2 separate regions of the Homo sapiens genome follow, and region 2 is linked to region 1. A link is a loop called in an ENCODE intact Hi-C map of the cell type or tissue named here. Cell type or tissue: heart left ventricle. All regions are shown on one strand. Links, peaks and the distances in the headings refer to the core of each region. The heading gives the core; the rest is flanking DNA.

What was found. Peaks named below come from ENCODE experiments on the same cell type or tissue, not always from the same donor. Only the 100,000 strongest peaks of a DNase experiment are listed, where the experiment ranks them.
Region 2: it touches region 1 in a loop (2.6-fold over the local background); 4 of 110 quality-filtered maps call a loop at or near these places.

What each region holds. Positions count from the first base shown.
Region 1 is chr22:41,113,777-41,116,694 of GRCh38, forward strand. The region is part of intron 1 of EP300 (EP300 lysine acetyltransferase); the gene reads left to right. Among named protein-coding and RNA genes, the nearest start is that of EP300, 23 kb to the left of the region's middle. In heart left ventricle, for the core only: no CTCF peak of the experiment used is centred there; no DNase peak of the experiment used is centred there.
Region 2 is chr22:41,177,331-41,180,183 of GRCh38, forward strand. EP300 (EP300 lysine acetyltransferase) reads left to right here. Exons shown (of 31, transcript NM_001429.4): 31 at 1-2,747. The coding sequence ends at 1,626. Among named protein-coding and RNA genes, the nearest start is that of EP300-AS1, 19 kb to the right of the region's middle. In heart left ventricle, for the core only: no CTCF peak of the experiment used is centred there; a DNase peak (open chromatin) is centred at 1,501.

The sequences.
Region 1 (2,918 bases), core at 141-2,640:
ACCTCGTGATCCGCCCACCTCGGCCTCCCAAAGTGCTGGGATAACAGGCGTGAGCCACTGCGCCCGGCCTTTTTAACTTTATTTTCTAACATAGGCCTTTAGGTTTTGAAATATATTTTTTATTACTCAATTTCCTTTGTGATTTCTTTTGTAATTTATCACTGCCTGTTTTTAAAATTTCTAAAGTGGAGATTTTTTTGCCCTCTATGTTCAGTATGCTAATGATAAAATATTTTCTTGGATACTCCAGGGGAAAAGTAAAAATTGCAAATAAAGTATGATCTCAGTTTTGTAAATCACGTAAGTATAAGGAAATAATGAAGGAACTATATCAGTATATTAAGCAGGCATTTTTGAATAGTGGTTTTAGGTCAGTTTTGTTACACATTTGGGTATTTGTTGTTGTTGTTGTTGTTGTTGTTTGAGATAGGATCTCGCTCTGTCACCCAGGCTAGAGTGCAGTGGTACATTCACGGCTCACTGCAGCCTCAACTTCCCAAGCTGCCGCTATCCTCCTTCCTCAGCCTCCCTAGTAGCTGAGACCACAGGTACAGGCCACTAGGCCTGGCTAAGTTTTGTATTTTTTTGTGCAGTTTGGTTTTCTCCATGTTGCCCAGGCTGGTCTGCTGAGCTCGAGCCGTCTGCCCTCCTTGGCCTCACAAAGTGTTGGGATTACAGGTTGTGAGCCAAAGTGCTCAGCCTTGTGGCACATTTTTGATGGAGGAGCCCATATGATATTTCAAAAGGAAAGAGTAATTCTGTAAAACTCTGGACTCTAAATTATGCCCTGAGATCTTGGGATACAATTTGACTTAGTTCATATATGACCACATGTTGGTTTAGTTAATATATGACCATGTGCTTACTATGTTGCCAGTAGGCAAGGAGCTGGTATATAAGTGGTAAAACATGTCCTTCGCGAAGAATGCATGGTTGGAGTGAGGGGTGGTCACAAGGGATGGCAAGGGGAGGAGAGGAGGCAAACCCAGAGATAATTTCAGTGACATGATAAAATGCTAAAAGATACAGAAGGAGCAGGATTGGGAAGAAAAAAAAAAACTACAAGAAGAGGAAGGGCACATACAGGAAGAGTTATACTTAGGAACTAAGATTAATTGGATCAAGTAGACCATTAAGGCAATATTTTGTCTTCAAGGGATGGTCCATTTTTTAAGAGGATAATAGCTGTGGAATTTTTGTTGTTGTTAGTAGACAAGGTCTCACAGTGCCCAGACTTGATGTGAATTCCTGGGCTCAAGCTATCCTCTTGCCTCAGCCTCCTGAGTAGCTTGGACTATAGATGTGTACCACTATGCCCAACACCCAGTAATGCCTTTTTAATGTGAAAACTACTTTAGAGAATTGAAAGGAAAGAAAACTCAAATAATTTTTATAGTAGGTTAATACTGTCAATAGGTCAATCAGGAGTAATTTTCTTCCCCCAGGGGATGTTTGGTGATGTCTGGAGACAGTTTTGATTGTCACAATTGGGATATGGGTGCTACTGGCATAAGTAGAAAGACCAGGAGTCTCCTAATGATAATAGAGGGCACAAGACAATCACCCTCCACCCACAACAAAGAATTATCACATAGCTCAAAATGTTAATAGTGCCAGGGTTGAGAAACCCTGCATTAATCTATACTTAGCACCCAGTTTTGTTTGTTCTTTTTTGAGACAGGATCTTGCTCTGTCACCCAGGCTGGAGTGCAGTTGTGCAGTTAAAGCTCACTACAACCTCAAATTCCTGGACTCAAGTAATCCTCCCACCTTAGCCTCCTGAGTGGCTAGGAGTATAGCCTAGTGCCACCACACCCAGCCGACTTTATTGTTTGTAGAGACAGGGTCTTGCTGTGTTGACCTGGGCTGAAGAATTCCTCCTGCCTTGGCCTTCTAAAGTACTGAGATTACAGGTGTGAGCTACCAGGGCTGGTCTTGCACCCTGTTTTTGGTAGGGGTGGTTTGTATGGTGAAGGAGCCAGAGGCATGGTGTTGTACCCTATTCTGGCTAGACTTTGGTTAAGGAAAGCTATTCTGTAGGCTACAGGTCAAAAACTCCGCCTGTTAAAGGCCTACTTTGAGGCAGGTACTATATAGGAACTTGGTAAAAAATGGTGGATAGCCCTCTGCTTAACTGGAGCACACACTGAGTGTTCCACAAATGACAGGTCTTTTGTATCAGTTGTGTGTCTTTATGTATTACAATATTTAAAATGTTTTCTTTCCATCCTGAGTTTAGTTTGTGTGTAGATATTTTAACTGTTCTTCTAAGGAACTTGGGAATATTAATACAGCTTAATTGCATTTCTTTTTTCCATGACTGTGGATACAAACCTTTAGCTAGCAACTCATGTAATAATGGGTGTTGCACTTTTTTTTTAACAAAAAATAAAATTTTATTTCAACTATTATGCTAATTCTATAACATTATTTAGAATGTTTTTCTTTTTTTAATTATCCTTTAAGTTTTGGGATACATGTGCAGAACGTGCAGGTTTGTTACATAGGTATACATGTGCCATGGTGGTTTGCCGCACCCATCAATCCGTCATCTACATTAGGTATTTGTCCTAATGCTATCCTCTCCTAGCCCCCCATCCCCCAGCAGGCCCTGGTGTCTGATGTTCCCCTCTCTGTGTCCATGTGTTCGTATTTAACTCCCACTTATGAGTGAGAACATGCGGTGTTTAGTTTTCTTTTCCTATGTTTTCTGAGAATGATGGTTTCCAGGCTTCATCCTTGTCCCTGCAAAGGACATGAACTCATCCTTTTTTATGGCTGCATAGTATTCCATGGTGTATATGTGCCACATTTTCTTTATCCAGTCTGTCATTGATGGGGGGTGTTGTACTTTCAATCCCTTTTTTCCTTGGTCTTATTTTAGGTATAGTTCTTAAGTGTTTAAGTTTGTTGATATA
Region 2 (2,853 bases), core at 1-2,500, 63 kb after region 1:
CAGCCTCAGCCTACCCCTCCCAATAGCATGCCACCCTACTTGCCCAGGACTCAAGCTGCTGGCCCTGTGTCCCAGGGTAAGGCAGCAGGCCAGGTGACCCCTCCAACCCCTCCTCAGACTGCTCAGCCACCCCTTCCAGGGCCCCCACCTGCAGCAGTGGAAATGGCAATGCAGATTCAGAGAGCAGCGGAGACGCAGCGCCAGATGGCCCACGTGCAAATTTTTCAAAGGCCAATCCAACACCAGATGCCCCCGATGACTCCCATGGCCCCCATGGGTATGAACCCACCTCCCATGACCAGAGGTCCCAGTGGGCATTTGGAGCCAGGGATGGGACCGACAGGGATGCAGCAACAGCCACCCTGGAGCCAAGGAGGATTGCCTCAGCCCCAGCAACTACAGTCTGGGATGCCAAGGCCAGCCATGATGTCAGTGGCCCAGCATGGTCAACCTTTGAACATGGCTCCACAACCAGGATTGGGCCAGGTAGGTATCAGCCCACTCAAACCAGGCACTGTGTCTCAACAAGCCTTACAAAACCTTTTGCGGACTCTCAGGTCTCCCAGCTCTCCCCTGCAGCAGCAACAGGTGCTTAGTATCCTTCACGCCAACCCCCAGCTGTTGGCTGCATTCATCAAGCAGCGGGCTGCCAAGTATGCCAACTCTAATCCACAACCCATCCCTGGGCAGCCTGGCATGCCCCAGGGGCAGCCAGGGCTACAGCCACCTACCATGCCAGGTCAGCAGGGGGTCCACTCCAATCCAGCCATGCAGAACATGAATCCAATGCAGGCGGGCGTTCAGAGGGCTGGCCTGCCCCAGCAGCAACCACAGCAGCAACTCCAGCCACCCATGGGAGGGATGAGCCCCCAGGCTCAGCAGATGAACATGAACCACAACACCATGCCTTCACAATTCCGAGACATCTTGAGACGACAGCAAATGATGCAACAGCAGCAGCAACAGGGAGCAGGGCCAGGAATAGGCCCTGGAATGGCCAACCATAACCAGTTCCAGCAACCCCAAGGAGTTGGCTACCCACCACAGCAGCAGCAGCGGATGCAGCATCACATGCAACAGATGCAACAAGGAAATATGGGACAGATAGGCCAGCTTCCCCAGGCCTTGGGAGCAGAGGCAGGTGCCAGTCTACAGGCCTATCAGCAGCGACTCCTTCAGCAACAGATGGGGTCCCCTGTTCAGCCCAACCCCATGAGCCCCCAGCAGCATATGCTCCCAAATCAGGCCCAGTCCCCACACCTACAAGGCCAGCAGATCCCTAATTCTCTCTCCAATCAAGTGCGCTCTCCCCAGCCTGTCCCTTCTCCACGGCCACAGTCCCAGCCCCCCCACTCCAGTCCTTCCCCAAGGATGCAGCCTCAGCCTTCTCCACACCACGTTTCCCCACAGACAAGTTCCCCACATCCTGGACTGGTAGCTGCCCAGGCCAACCCCATGGAACAAGGGCATTTTGCCAGCCCGGACCAGAATTCAATGCTTTCTCAGCTTGCTAGCAATCCAGGCATGGCAAACCTCCATGGTGCAAGCGCCACGGACCTGGGACTCAGCACCGATAACTCAGACTTGAATTCAAACCTCTCACAGAGTACACTAGACATACACTAGAGACACCTTGTAGTATTTTGGGAGCAAAAAAATTATTTTCTCTTAACAAGACTTTTTGTACTGAAAACAATTTTTTTGAATCTTTCGTAGCCTAAAAGACAATTTTCCTTGGAACACATAAGAACTGTGCAGTAGCCGTTTGTGGTTTAAAGCAAACATGCAAGATGAACCTGAGGGATGATAGAATACAAAGAATATATTTTTGTTATGGCTGGTTACCACCAGCCTTTCTTCCCCTTTGTGTGTGTGGTTCAAGTGTGCACTGGGAGGAGGCTGAGGCCTGTGAAGCCAAACAATATGCTCCTGCCTTGCACCTCCAATAGGTTTTATTATTTTTTTTAAATTAATGAACATATGTAATATTAATAGTTATTATTTACTGGTGCAGATGGTTGACATTTTTCCCTATTTTCCTCACTTTATGGAAGAGTTAAAACATTTCTAAACCAGAGGACAAAAGGGGTTAATGTTACTTTAAAATTACATTCTATATATATATAAATATATATAAATATATATTAAAATACCAGTTTTTTTTCTCTGGGTGCAAAGATGTTCATTCTTTTAAAAAATGTTTAAAAAAAAAAAAAAACTGCCTTTCTTCCCCTCAAGTCAACTTTTGTGCTCCAGAAAATTTTCTATTCTGTAAGTCTGAGCGTAAAACTTCAAGTATTAAAATAATTTGTACATGTAGAGAGAAAAATGACTTTTTCAAAAATATACAGGGGCAGCTGCCAAATTGATGTATTATATATTGTGGTTTCTGTTTCTTGAAAGAATTTTTTTCGTTATTTTTACATCTAACAAAGTAAAAAAATTAAAAAGAGGGTAAGAAACGATTCCGGTGGGATGATTTTAACATGCAAAATGTCCCTGGGGGTTTCTTCTTTGCTTGCTTTCTTCCTCCTTACCCTACCCCCCACTCACACACACACACACACACACACACACACACACACACACACACTTTCTATAAAACTTGAAAATAGCAAAAACCCTCAACTGTTGTAAATCATGCAATTAAAGTTGATTACTTATAAATATGAACTTTGGATCACTGTATAGACTGTTAAATTTGATTTCTTATTACCTATTGTTAAATAAACTGTGTGAGACAGACACCCTGACTTTGTTTCACTTGATAACACATCTTTGTCTTGGAGTACACCCGTTTTAAGTGCCTAATGCTTAGGATTCAGAGGAAAAAGTGAAAGCATTAGCTTATAG